2 separate regions of the Homo sapiens genome follow, and region 1 is linked to region 2. Evidence: chromatin loops called from intact Hi-C (ENCODE). Cell type or tissue: heart left ventricle. All regions are shown on one strand. Each heading gives the region's core, and the rest is flanking DNA. Links, peaks and the distances in the headings are about the cores only.

Region 1 (7,443 bases), core at 1,049-6,048, 370 kb after region 2:
TCTGAGAAGGCCACCGCAGTCATTTCTTCCGTTCTGTCAGACATAATTCCTCAGTTTAGCCTTCCCACCTCAATACAGTCTGATAACAGACGAGCCTTTATTAGTCAAATCAGGCAAGCAGTTTTTCAGGCTCTTAGTATTCAGTGAAACCTTTATATCCCTTATGGTCCTCCAACTTCAAGAAAAGTAAAATGGACTAAAGGTTTTTTAAAAACACACCTCACCAAGCTCAGCCACCAACTTAAAAAGGACTGGACAATACTTTTACCACTTTCCCTTCTCAGAATTCAGGCCTGTCCTCGGAATGCTACAGGGTACAGCCCATTTGAGCTCCTATATAGACGCTCCTTTTTATTAGGCCCCAGTCTCATTCCAGACACCAGACCAACTTAGACTGTGCCCCCAAAAAAACTTGTCATCCTTACTATCTTCTGTCTAGTCATACTCCTATTCACTGTTCTCAACTACTCATACATGCCCTGCTCTTGTTTACACTGCCGGTTTACACTGTTTTTCCAAGCCATCTCAGCTTATATCTCCTGGTGCTATCCCCAAACTGCCACTGTTAACTCTTGAAGTAAATAAATAATCTTTGCTGGCAGGACTATGCTGAATCTCCTTAGGCACTCTCTAATCAGATATCCTGAGTAGTCCCAATTCTTAGACCTTTTATACCTGTTTTTCTCCTTCTGTTATTCCATTTAGTTTCTCAATTCATCCAAAACCGTATCCAGGCCATCACCAATCATTCTATATGGCAAATGTTTCTTCTAACATCCCCACAATATCACCCCTTACCACAAGACCTCCCCCTTCAGCTTAATCTCTCCCACTCTAGGTTCCCACGCCGCCCCTAATCCCGCTTGAAGCAGCCCTGAGAAACATCGCCCATTCTCTCTCCATACCACCCCCCAAAAAATTTTCGCCGCCCCAACACTTCAACACTATTTTGTTTTATTTTTCTTATAAATATAAGAAGGCAGGAATGTCAGGCCTCTGAGCCCAAGCTAACCCGTCGCATCCCCTGTGACTTGCAGGTATATGCCCAGATGGCCTGAAGTAACTGAAGAATCACAAAAGAAGTGAATATGCTTTGTCCCACCTTAACTGATGACATTCTATCACAAAAGAAGTGTAAATGGCTGGTCCTTGCCTTAACTGATGACATTACCTTGTGAAAGTCCTTTTCCTGGCTCATCCTGGCTCAAAAAGCACCCCCACTGAGCACCTTGCGACCCCCACTCCTGCCCACTGAGCACCTTGCGACCCCCACTCCTACCCACCAGAAAACAAACCCCCTTTGACTGTAATTTTCCTTTACCTTCCCAAATCCTATAAAACGACCCCACCCTTATCTCCCTTGGCTGACTCTCTTTTCGGACTCAGCCCACCTGCACCCAGGTGAAATAAACAGCCATGTTGCTCACACAAAGCCTGTTTGGTGGTCTCTTCACACGGACGCGCATGAAATTATCTTTTGTTAATTTTTTTCTGATACACAGGGGATTTTAATTTTAGTTTGCTAAATCAATCTTCAGAATGCCTGCTTGTAAGGTCATTCTTAGGAAGGCCTCTGTTAACGTAAAATGTATCTGTATAAATAAGTCTTTGTGTTTTCTTCTGGTACTTTTCTCATTTTGCATATGTAAAAATTTCAGTCGGAATTTCATCGGGAACTCATTTTTGCGACATAAAATTTCATTAGTTTTCTTCACACAGCAGGCATTTTATTAATAACTCATCCTTTCCTACTCATCTGAAATGTTACCATTATTAATCCCTGTGTATATATCTTACATATATTTCAGTGTTTTTGGATTTCCTATTCTGTTCCATTTATTTATATGTGTTTTTAGCTGTTAGTAAATAATTGTGAGAATTAATAGCACATTTTGATATCTAGAAGAGCAAGTCTTTTTTCACTCCATTATAAAAATTTTTAAATGTCATCACAATGGTAAGATAGACAGCAAGTGTCATGCAAAAATGATAAAACCTTGATTTTTCATTCGGTTTATGTAAAACTGATAAACATATTAAGAGCTCACATTTTGAGAAAACTGAGTCTTCTCATTCAAGGAACCCACCTCCCACTTCCAAGTGTCCCTCTAAGAAGCCCCAGTAAAGAACCTATCTACCTAGGTGGATTCGGATGTAAAACCCACACAGGGTTTAATCTGAGAACTCTTCGCCTACTGAAAATGGCTCATGGTATTTTTGACATGGGAATGAGTTCTCATTAGGCACCTCCCTATCATGTATATAGCTCCATGTAAACATGGATATACTTAACTTTGTGAGTTAAATCACTCAAATTATCCACCAAGCGCTACAGGCGGGAAATTGCCAGGGATGGAAAGCAGCTGAGGCTCCATTTGGCTTCGCGGCTCCAGGGCCCGGCGACCTCCAAGGCCCCCGCCTCAGGCGCTGCGGGCAAACAGGGCCTGGGGGCCCCCTCCCACCGCGGGCTGAGCCCCCGCTACCTGTCCTTTCTGTCGCGGGCATCCAAGTCCCGGAACCTGCGAGTCAGGCAGCGCTCCACCTCCGCGGCGTCGCCCTTGATGGCCACCCTGTGGATCTTCCGCAGTTCCCAGTCCCCGATGTGGTACCCCCGACCCGCGTACTCTTGGTCCATGGAGCTCAGGAGCGCCTGGCCCAGGCGTCTCCCGAAACTGAAGAGTTTCCTCATGGTGGCGACTTCTCAGACGCCAACCACCCGCTACTGAGCCGCCGCGGCTCCTCGTGGCCTTTCCACCCCGACCAAGTTCCAAATCCGCGATCCCCCTCCCCACCCCGCTATCCACCCCTAAATCCAAGATCCACCACCAAACCAGCAATCCACCCCCAAACCCAAGATCCACCCCCAACCCCGCGATGTAGCTCAGAATCCGCGATCCAGCCCGGTCCACCACAGCCTTCAGCAGCGACACTCGCAGCCTCCGACCTCTCAGACCGAGTGAGCTTAACTAAGCCGTTACTCGCGTGCCAGCAGTTGGGCGCTCCGACCTCTCAGACCGCGTGAGCCCAGCAAAGCGGTTAGGCGCGCGCCTGCAGCTCGGCGCTAGCCCGGACTCCGGGAGCCGCTCTCGAGCTCGCGTGGACGGCAGAGGGCGGCTGCAGCTCGGGCGCAGGCGCCGCTGGCTTGCGGGTTCTCCTGGGCTCGCGCAGGACATCCCGGAATCGCAGGCGCGCATCCCTTCCCGCCTGAGGGCCCGCCTGGCCGTGACTCCCGCTCCTCTCCTCCTCCGAAGAGAGATGGGGCCGCTGGCAGGGGCTCTCCGCAGCCACCGGGGATGGGGCTGAGGGTCGGTTCCTGCCCCGGTGCAGCCGCCGCGGGCAGACCGCCTGGCTTGGCCGCAGCCACAGCGACATCTAGCCCCGGTTCTGCGAGGCTGGGCGCGCCAGCCAGCTTGGGAGTTGCCTGGCGCCTGTAGCTGGGCGCCCAGGTGGTGGAGCATGGCCTGGGCGGCCTCTGGATCGCGAGTGCCCCTGGCCTGAGAGCCCGCCAGACCCTGCCCCCACCCGGCTCCTCCTCTGCCAGAGCTCGAGACCTCTAGCCAGGGGCCCTCTGCAACCACCGGGGATGGGGCTGAGGGCCGGTTCCCGCCCCTGTGCAGCTGCTGCAGGACAGACCGCCTGGCTTGGCCGCAGCCACAGGGACATCTGGCCCTGGTTCTGAGATGTGGGGAGTGCGGGCGGGCTCGAGAGTTGCCTGGAGGCTGCTGCCTGCACACAGAAGGCGGCTGCAGCTTGGGTGCCCAGGCGGGCTGGAGGTGCATGGCCTGGTCGGCCTCGGGATCGCCAGCGCGCCCAGCCTGAGGGCCCCCAGGTCGTGCCTCCCGCCCACTCCTCCACCTGAGGGGGATTGGGGCCGCTGGCATGGGCACTCGGCAGTCACCCCGTGTGGGGTTGAGCGGCGGGTTCTCGGTTCTGCTCCTGTGCAGCCGCCGCTGGGCAGAATGCCTGGCTTGGCTGCAGCCACTGGGACACCTGGCCCTGGTTCTGCGATGCTGGGAGCGCGAGCGGGCTCGGAGGTTGCCAGGCAGCTGCTGCCTGCACACAGAGGGCGACTGCAGCTTGGGCGCCCAGGCGGCGGAGCATGGTCTGGGTGGCCTCTGGAATGCGTGCGCGCCAGACCTGAGGGCCCTCCTGCTGGTGCCACCTGACCCGGTCTTCCTCTGCTGGAGCCTGGAGCAGCTGGAATGGCCACTCTGCAGTCACAGGGGATAGAGTTAAGTTTTCTTATCCCAGGCATGCACACAAAAAGGTAACTATTCTGTGAGGTAATTAACATGTTAATTGACTTCATTTTGGTAATCATTTCAGAATGTGCATATAAACGCATCACATGTACAATTTTCTCTATTACACCTCAGTAAAGCTGAAATAATTAACAGGATCGAAAGGATAAACCCACAGTTCTATAGTAACAGTTGGACACTTCAATACCTCATTTTAATTAATGGATAGAAAAACCAGACAGAAGCTTTATGAGAAATACAAGACTTAAACAACAGTATAAACCATTGAGAGCTAATATACATATACAGAACAGTCCATCCAACAACAGCAGAACATACATTCTTTTCAAGTGTATATGGAACTTTCTCTAGGATAGGCCATATCTTCGTCCACAAAATATGTCCTAATCATTTTTAAAAGTTTGAAATCATACAAAATATAATTTACAACCACAATGGAAGAAACAACAGATAAATAAGTGAAAACTGGAAAATTCACAAAAATGTGAAAATTAAACAATACAGTCTTAAACTACCAGTGAGTGAAAAAATAAATCACAAGCAAAATTATAAAATATCTTGAGACAAAATAAAAACAAAACATACCAAAACTTATTGAATGCAGTGAAAGTAGAGTTCAAGGGAAAATGTATGGATATAAACAACTACATTTAAGAAGAAATCTCAAATCAATATCCTCATTCTATACCTAAAGGCAATGGAAGAAAACAAAAAAAGACTAAATCCAAAGCTAGCAGAAGGAAAGAAATAATAAAGAGCATAATTAGAGCATAAATCAATAAAATAGAATGTTGGAGAGCAGTAGAATAAATAAACATAGATTATTTGAAAGATCAAGCCTTTCACTATATTGACTGAGCAAAAGATGGAAGACTAATTATTAAAATAATAAATGAAAGCAGAGCCATTACTACCAACTTTACAGAAATACAAAAGGATTACAGGAGTATACTGTGAACAACTGTCTAACAACAAATTAGGTGCCCTGGATGAAATGGACGAATTGCTAGAAAGACACAAACTACTAAAGTGGTTCAAGAAGAAAGAGAAAATCTGAATAGACCTATAACCTAAGAGATTGAATTAGTAATCGAAAGCGATTAACAAAGAAACATTTATGACCAAATAGCTGCATTAACTGGTGAGTCAACCTAACATTTAAAGAAGAATTAATACCATTTCTTCTCAAAGTCTTCTGACAAAATATGTGAAGAAGGAATACTTGCTAATTCATTTTTTGATAATAGCATTATCCTTATACCAAAGCCAAGGAGAGCACAAAAAAGAGAACTACAGCACAATATCCCTTATGAATATATAAGCAAAAATCTCTGCAAAATACTAGCAATACTACCAAAATACTAGCAGCAATACTGTATAATCAAAGGATTGTAAACTATCACCCTGTGAGATTTATCCCCAAAATGCAAGGGTGGCTCAACATATAAAAAAATCAATCAGTATAATGTACTGTAACAGTAAAATGAATACGCACATGATTATTTCAATTGATGAAGAAAAAACATTGATGAAATACAATACCCTTCTATAATAAAAATACTCAATAAACTAGGCATAGAAGGGAACTTCTGCAACCTGACAATGGGATGTATAAAAACCCAACAGTTAATATCATGATCAATGATGAAACACTGAAAGCTGTTTTCCTAACACCTAGAACAAGACAAGGATGGTGCATTTGCCACTTGTATTCAACATAGCATTGGCAGTTCTACCCAGAGCAATCAGGCGAGACAAAGAAATAAAAGGCATCTAAATTAGAAATAAAAAATAGAAGTAAAATTATATCTACACATGATCTTATGTGTATAAAGCTCCAAACAAAACACAAAACCGATTATAACTAATAAAAGAGGCAGGATGCAAAACAAACATATGCAAATGAGCTATATTTCTATATAGTTGTAAAGAACTATGAAAACATTTAAAAAATTCCATTTATAATAGCATCAAAGAATAAGTTATTCAGGCATAAATCTAATCATGGTGGTATACACAAAACTTTGCTGAAAAAAACTAAAGAGAGTGGAAATAACTGGAAAGACATTCTGTGTTCACGGGTTGTAAGACAATATTGTTAAGATGACAATACCATCTAAAGTAATCTACAGATTCAATGCAATACCATCAAAATCCCAAAGGCATCTTTGCAGAAACAAAGAAACTCATTCTAAAATTCATACAAAAATTCAAAGGATCTGACAGACAAAAACAGTCTTGAAAAAGAATATTGGAAAACTCACATTTTTCAGTTTCACAACCTATTACAAATCTACAGTAATCAAGAGAGTGTGGTACTGGCATAAGACCAATAGACTTTTAGACCAATAGAATAGAATAGATTTGAGATCCTACAAATTAGTCCTCACATATATGGTCAATGACTGTTCAACAAGGTGGCCAAGTCTAGTCAAGGGAGGAAAGAACAGTCTCTTCAACAGCTGGATGTCAGTGCACAAGAGAGAAGTTAGAACCCTACCTTGCAGTATATACAAAAATTAATTATAAATTAATAAAAGACTTAAATGTAAGGACTAAAAATATGTAACTCTTAGAAGAAAACACAAGGTAAACCTTTATGACCTTTGAGTTTTAAGTGTATTTTGAAGTATGACAGAAAAGCACAGATAACAAAAGAAAATACTCATAAATTAGATTTAATCAAAATAAAAAACCTTTATGCATCAAAGGATACCATCAAGGGACTGAAAAGACAACCCATAGTATGTGAGAAAATACGTATCTGATAAAATCAAAGTGTGTATCTGATAAAAGCTTAATATCCCACAACTCAACAACAGAATTTCTAACATCCCAATTAAAAAATAGGCAAAGGACTTGAATAGACATTTCTCCAAAGAAGATACATAAATGTCTATGAAGGACAAGAAAAGATGCTAAGCACCATTATTCATTAATAAAATGCAAGACAAAATCAAAACGAGATGCCACTTTGCATCCACTAGTAAGGCTTTCATAACAACGACACAGAAAATAAATGTTGCTAAAGAGGTGGAGAAATTGGAGCCCTCGTGAACTGACTGCTAGGAATAGAAAATGATGCACTTGCTGTGGAAAACAATTTGGTGGTTCCTCACAGAATCACACAGAGAAACAGAAATTCCACTCCTAGGTATTATTCACACACAAAAAAATTGAC
Region 2 (7,443 bases), core at 1,089-6,088:
GGGATTCTATGAGGTAGGGACAAAGTCTCCAGTGTCACATATGTTAACAGCAGTATGGCATCTGTAAAGAGTGGAGAACAAAGCGACTGGGGGCTACTTTGGGATCTGGGGACAGAATCTCCGGTTACCCCTACCCTCAGACCTATGCAATGATGTGGCCTTTCCTGAGCAGCCTGTCCCTGGCCACCACCTAGCCCATTTTGCTCTTCTCAAAGCTGGCCCAAACCACCCACTGTCACCCATTGTGTGGTGGCTTCTGGAGGCTTCACCAAGTCTGGCTCATTCTGGGAAGGAGGATCAAGAACTGCTTCTGACCATACACATCTAGGATCTGCTCCTCTGTGGGCTCTTCTGCCTCTGCTCTGAAGCTCGGGAGGGAGGCCTAGGTCTGAGAGGTGTTCTCTTCCAGGTAAAACTGTTCACAGAGACCCCTGCTTCCCACCTCGCAAGGGCTGCTCTGTTCAAGGAGCCTGCGACCTGACCTGAGAAACCATGTTAGTGGCAAAAATCTGACTCTTAGAATTCTTTACATCAGACTTAAAAGAGAGACACCCTGACAATGCAGAAGGGGCCAGGAACCTGTCTGACCCAAGAGATCTGAAGACACACCAGAAATCCAGACTACATTTGACACATGGTAAGATTCCATCTACATCCACTCCCTGAGTATTTGGGGACATGACATTCTGCTAAGTGCTGTGAAGGCTGCAATGCTGGTTTTAGGCAGGTGTGATATTAGCGCCTGAAACGGGAAATAAATCACACCTGCCTTTGAACCCCAGCTCCCTCACTGCTAGCTTGTGACCTGAGCCTCAGTTATATTTAATGCAGATGTGGTTGTGAGGTATACATAGGCACCCAACGAATGGAACAAAGTGTCTTCTAAATATAACAGCAGCAGTCCGCTCATGGCTTAGTAGCCTACAGTCGGCTGTTTGCTTTACAGGTGGTGACTTAAAGTTTTAAACCAACGCCATGAAGCAGTCATTATTAATACCCTCACTTTCAGATGAGAAACCTGACTCTCATCCACGTCCCTACATTCGCCTCGGCTTCCAGTTGACAGAGATGGAACTTACCCGGGTTTTTCCAGCTCCAGAGCTCGGGGTCTCGATGCAGACCCACCGTCCGGGGATTTCGGGCACGTTGTCGCCCGCGTTACAAATGCGCTTTCCCCACCCCCGCCGCCGCTCGCGCCGGGCTCCGGTCCCGCACACCGCGGCCCGCACCCGGCACCTGCTCCGGACCAACGCTCAGCCTCAGCCGCCCCGGGAGCCAGCGGCCGAAGTCCCTCTCCAGCGGCCGGGAAGGCCGAGGGCCCGCCCGGTCGCATCCACTGACACAGGGGGCGGGGATCCCACAAACTTCCCGCTTCCTCTCCCGCTTCCGGGCACAAACGCTGTCCTCCCGCCCCAGCTGCGCCCCCTCTACTTTCCGAGCCGACCCCCGAGCTTCCCAAACCGCTTCCCGGGAGTCTCGAGAACCCAAATGAGGAGGCGGGGCTCTGGCTGCACAGGCGCAGAAGGAGCCCAGGAGCCCCATCCCAGAGTGCTGCGCGGCGAACCAGACTCATTCAGGACTACATTTCCCATAAGCTCTTGCGTCCGCCTTCGACGTGACTCCTCACGTTTCGGCGATTCAGAATTGGCGGGGATGGAGTTTTTATGAAGTCTCCCGCTCAGGCTCTCCAAGAACAGGGAGAAGTTAAAGGTTAAAACTTAAACGCTACTGACAAATACAAAGAGTAGCCCTCCATTGGTTCCCGGTTGAACCAACATTTTTTTTTTCCGTAAGACTTTCGGAGACAATTGGGAAGCTGAATATGGATTGGGAATTGCAAATATTGAAAAAAAGTACCATTACTTTTGTGAACTGTGAAAAAAAATTAAGAATTTTGTAGAAATTTTTTTTTTAAAAAAAGGGATCACTACTGAAGTATTTAGCATTGAAATGATATAACTTTGAATTTACTTTACAATTTTATACATTTTCAACCTGGAACCTCCACCTTGTCTCTTTACAGCCTACCCGACCCATTGACCTGTGAGCCCTGTCCTGGCGCCCCCAGGCGTGAGGGTTCTAAGGCGGGTCGAGCCCGGTGCTGCAGGTGTTAGAGAAAAGCTTTTGGTTTTTATCCCTTAACATTGCTTCTTGCCGAATTCTCTTATTGATTCAACATATTTAAATTTAATGTTAATTATCTTAGGTTTCCATGCGCATTAACGAATTTTCTTGCTTTTTGCTGATTGTTTTTTATTTCCGTAGGTTATTGGGGAACAGATGGTGTTTGGTTACATGAGTAAGTTCTTTAGTGGCGATTTGTGAGATTTTGGTGCACCCATCACCTGAGCAGTATACACTGCACCCCATTTGTAGTCTTTTATCCCTTGCCCCGCTGCCCTCCGCCATTCCCCGCCAAGTCCCCAAAGCCCATTGTGTTATTCTTATGCCTTTGCATTCTCATAGCTTAGCTCCCACTTATGAGTGAGAACTACGATGTTTGGTTTTTCCACTCCTGAGTTACTTCACTTAGAATAATAGTCTCCAATCTCATTCAGGTCGCTGCAAATGCCATTAATTCATTCCTTTTTATGGCTAAGTAGTATATCATCAGATACATACCACAGTTTCTTTATCCAGTTGTTGATTGATGGGTATTTGGGTTGGTTCCACGTTTTTGCAATCGCAAATTGTGCTGCTATAACCATGCATGTGCAAGTATCTTTTTCATATAATGACTTCTTTTCCTCTGGGTAGATACCCAGTAGTGGGATTGCTGGATCCAATGGTAGTTCTACTTTTAGTTCTTTAAAGAATCTCCACACTGTTTTCCATTGTGGTTGTACTAGTTTACATTCCCACCGGCAGTGTAGAAGTTTTCCCTGTTCACTGCAGCCATGCCAGCATCAACTATTTTTTGATTTTTTGATTATGGCCATTCTTGCAGGAGTAAGGTGGTTTTGATTTGGATTTCTCTTATCATTAGTGATGTTGAGCATTTTTTCATATGTTTGTTGGCCATTTGTATATCTTTTTTGAGAATTGTCTATTCATGTCCTTAGCCCACTTTTTGATGGGATTGTTTGTTTTTTTTCTTTGATGAGATTGATTTGTTTGAGTTCGTAGTAGATTCTGGATATTAGTCCTTTGTCAGATATATAGATTGTGAAGATTTTCTCCCACTCTCTGGGCAAAGTGAACAGCTGAGTAAAGATTAAAGGTGAGCTGCGAGGTGTTGTTACCTCAGAGGGTGCTCTGCAGAAGAGTATATCCATGAGCTACTTGAACTCTTTAAATCAAAACAAAAGGAAAAAAGTTTATTCTAAGCAAGTTTATTTCTTGTCTGATGGTTATTAGATGGGAGAACATTGCCAGATCTAAGCTACCAACCTCAAAAATGTTTTCAAAAACAAATGGTTATTGAACATCACATTTTACAGAGATTCTGCTCCCTTTCTCCCGCCCTCCCCAGAGAGAGCAGTCCTGCATGCGAATGATCAAAGGTCAGTCTTAGGACAACAATGAGAAAACAAGCTATTTAGATAAACTCCTCTACATTCCCTTGTTATTTGCTTTTTACTATTAACTCAAGGTAAGAGGATCAGGCTGCCTTCAGCCATAACCCTTTCCTAAAGCTTTTGCAAAACCTTCTGGCCTTCCAAGAAGGTTTGCCCAGTTCTTTGTAGGACAGATGATTGATAGATGTAAAGTAATTCATGAGTAACCCTGCTTAGCAGGGTTAGAGGAATCCCAGGGATACATAGACTGGCAGCTGTTTCCACCTTAAAACCAACAGAATTGTCTAAGTTGCAGATGATGTAAGACAGAACAATTTTTATGATGTGATCATGAAGATGTGAAAAATAGGGGCTGTAAGAAGGACCATTCTTTATACACGTGCATTCCTTATCAAGCCAACAACTGACTATGGGGAATGTTTTACAACCTCAGAGACCTGCGCCTGCCATGCTGCTCTGCACAGCAGCCACTGGGGGGCTCTCTTGACCGCAGTTTTTTAAGCTAGTGCCCTATATAGAAGGGTAAGTTTTTGTGAAAAGATTAACATTTGCTCACTATCACATGGGTTTTACATATTCAAGCTTGACGTACTTGTAAAGTTCCCATCTGCCTACCAGCTAGGTGTCAGACATTACATGTGGTAGGCACTTGAGGATTTACTGAATGACTTTAAATCCACACTGGGCCTGTGTGTGTGCTGCCTTTTATGAGTGTGAAGGTGACAACACTGCCTCTTTTCATGATGCCCTTGGCTGAGATGACCATCATTCTTGTGACTAAAACTGGGCTGTACATTTCTATGGGCACAGTAGGTAGCAGAAGTATCTGACCTATGATTGTGATATGGCCTCTTGCTCTGCCTGATCAAGCAAAGTCTCTGTAGAACATAAGAATAAAAGGCACTTACTTTCTGGTCAAAACCAGAAGAAACCTGTCATTCCTAAGAGTTCTTATTACAGCACTCAAACTAAGCTAAATCAAAGGCCAGTGCTCTATTTTGCAGATTTACATAGAAAGACTTGAAAGTTATGCTGATATTGACATTTGTCCAACCAAACTAGAAGAGGATTGTCTTGTCACCCATTTATCTTGCTGTGGAGCGATGACCATGAGGTTGCAGGGAGTGTGAAAAACTGCAGGCTCTCTGAGAACATTTAATCTGATGACATGTGAGTTTGTAAGGTTTTTGTGAACTTTCTGATAATTTTTCAATATTTTTTTGCTCCCATAAACTTAACACTTTAAGAAATATTTTTAAAGGTTACATTGTGCAGATGATGGAAATGGACATGAAAACCACATCTTTCTATTAGCTTTAGAATAACAGTTCATAGTTTTCATTGTTCATTGGTAGGTCTTGGTAAATTGCTCTTGTAATAATCTGCTCATAAATTGAAAAGTATTTTTCTGGTGATTTTTGGCAGTTATCTTCCAAGTATACTACCAGAACATAATAGTACAGTAAATATCTTTATGGCTTTCTAGAGGCCGTCTGCAAGTTCCAGTCTCTCTTTAAGGTGCACATGTCTGGCCTTTGAAATAATTGGCCGCTGACAGGTCTAGGGCCTCTAGACTGTGAAAAATGTGTAGCTTCACCCTGAGTCATACATTGTGCATTTGCTCTTGCTGGTGTTTCCGCTGCCTTTATCTGAAGATCTGTTTTATAGAAACCTTGACATACAGAATAGCCACAGATCCCTGTGCCCCTATCCCCTCCCCCAGGAGTGTTGCCTGTGTTTAGAGATTGGGCTGATGAGTTAGAAGCTCTCCTCAGGCAGTCTGAGAAACATTGCATTGCTGGACATCACCCAATGCTCACCTCACTCAAGAGCTTCCTAGGGCACTCATACAACCACAACAGCACTTTGGGGTCCTTGAGTTACCTATGAGAGTGCAATAAATCTTGCTGAGTCAGGGGGTTGCTCACAGATGGCACCAACTGGACACAGAAACATGAGCTTCATGGGGTCTTTCTTCCAGTCTGGCCTCATGACTGCTGTAAAGGGAAGGGCCTTGGAGCTGGTAGGCAGGGTGAGCCAGGGAGGCATTTTTAGCAAAGGCTCTCAGAGTGCCCACTGGACAGTGAGAATGGCTTTGTGGGTGACGCTTAGGAAAATATGAAGGAACACCTCATATGAAGATCAAGATCGTGACAGGCAGTGGCGCGAGGTTTTGTTTGTTTGTTTGTTTGTTTTACATTTGCCTGTAGGTAAGACTGTCATTCAGAATGTATGCAGCCACAGAAGTGGAGCCTGATGGCTAAGTAGAAATCTCTGCCAGCTGTGCTCCCCACAGGAATAGCCTCAGCAGTGGACCTGTGGTGAGGAGAGAGTCCGTGCTTGGCGGAGGGAGAGCACAGCAGCTGTGGGACTTTGCACTGAACTCAGTGCTGCCTTGTTGTAGCAGAAAGCAAAACAAGGTTGCACTCATCTGATGCCTCCACCCACGGAGGAAACATTTACACTAGTGCCCACCCACGGAGGGAACATTTACACTAGTGCCCACCCACGGAGGGAACATTTACACTAGTGCCCACCCACAGAGGAAACATTTACACTAGTGCTAGCCAGAAGGGAATTGTTTATCCCAGTGGTTGGAACTTGAGTTGTGGAAAGCCTGGCTACTGCAGGATAAAGTACTCGGGGTCCTTAATAAACCTGAAAGGCTGTCTAAGCCACAAGGACTGCAACTCTTAGGCAAGTCCTAGTGCTGTGCCGCGCTTGGAGCCAGTGTATTTGGGGGCATGTGACCTAGAGAAACAGCAGCTAGGGCAGCTATGGAGTGCTTGCCCACCCCTCCTCCAACCCTAGACAGTGCAGCTCGCAGCTCTGACAGAGACCTCTTTCTTCCGCTTGAGGAGAGGAGAGAGGAGAGGACTTTGTCTTGCATCTTGGATACTAGCTTACAGTAGGAGGGGGCACTGGTCAGAGTCATGAGACCCCCCTTTCAGGTCTCAGCTTTGGGATAACATCTCTAGACAAACTCTGGGCTACAAGGGAACCTGCTTCCTTGAAGGGAAGGACTCAGTAATGGCAGGATTCTTCACTATCTGACTAAAGAGCCCTTGGGCCTTGAATAATCAGCAGTGGTAACCAGGTAGTACATGCCATGGGCCTCGAGTGAGACTCAGAGATGTGCTGGCATCAGGTGTGACCCCGCACATTCCCAGCTGTGGTGTCTGTGAGGAGAGACTCCCTCTGCTTGAGAAAAGCCGAAGGCAGAGTAAAGAGGATTTTTCTGGAGCTTAGACACCAGCTCAGCTACAGTGGAGAAGAGCACCCAGTGGACTGTTGGAGTCCCTGATTCAGGCCTTGGCTCTTAGATGGCATCTCTGGACTTAGCCTGGGCCAGAGGGGAGCCCACTGTCCTGAAGAGTGAGTTCCAGGCCAGACAGCATTCACCACAAGCTGACTGAGAGCCCTGAGGCATTAAGTGAACATCAGTGGTGAGCTGGCAGTAATCCGCATGAGACTGTGATGACGTCGTAGGTGGGAACAGACTACCCTGCCTGGGGAGAGGGGAGGGGAGAGTGGGAAGGGATTTGCCGGGTGGATTCAGTGCCAGCTCAGCGATGGTAGAACAGAACACCAGGTAGATTTATAAGGTTTATGACTGAGAGCCCTGGCTCTCAGACAGCACCTTTGAATGCATCTAGGGACCAGGGGAGCTTACTGCACTGAAGGGAAGGACAGAAGCCTGGCTGGCTTCACTACCTGCTAATTGGAGAGCCCTGGGGCCTTGAGTGAAATAGGTGGCAGCTGGGTTGTTGTTACAGTGGGGGTCTTGGGCAGTCACAGCGCTGTGCCGGCTTCAGGTCTGACCCAGTGCTGTCCCAGTGGTGGTGGCTACAGGGGTGTTGTATTGCTCCTCTCCCAACTCCAGGCAGCCTAGCACAAAGAGAGAGAGACTTCATTTGTGGGAAAG

The links. Peaks named below come from ENCODE experiments on the same cell type or tissue, not always from the same donor. Only the 100,000 strongest peaks of a DNase experiment are listed, where the experiment ranks them.
Region 1: a loop joins it to region 2, with 6 times the contacts of the local background. A loop is called at or near these places in 26 of 110 quality-filtered maps.

What each region holds. Positions count from the first base shown.
Region 1 is chr9:97,218,547-97,225,989 of GRCh38, forward strand. LOC107987025 reads right to left here. Exons shown (of 1, transcript XM_047424315.1): 1 at 2,967-7,443. The coding sequence starts at 3,881. The coding sequence ends at 2,967. It also overlaps the pseudogene ANKRD18CP. Among named protein-coding and RNA genes, the nearest start is that of SUGT1P4-STRA6LP-CCDC180, 16 kb to the right of the region's middle. RefSeq lists enhancers at 684-1,621, 1,985-2,600, 2,601-3,215, 3,216-3,830. In heart left ventricle, for the core only: a CTCF peak has its summit at 3,333; DNase peaks (open chromatin) are centred at 3,115 and 3,875; H3K4me3 peaks cover 1,107 bases; H3K27me3 peaks cover 3,994 bases.
Region 2 is chr9:96,853,009-96,860,451 of GRCh38, forward strand. It overlaps ZNF782 (zinc finger protein 782), which reads right to left and starts at 1,506. Exons shown (of 6, transcript NM_001001662.3): 1 at 1,080-1,506; 2 at 1-61. RefSeq lists silencers at 839-928, 1,209-1,278, 6,859-7,153 and an enhancer at 6,859-7,153. In heart left ventricle, for the core only: a CTCF peak has its summit at 3,980 (motif pointing right); DNase peaks (open chromatin) are centred at 1,513 and 3,983; H3K4me3 peaks cover 1,010 bases; H3K27ac peaks cover 484 bases.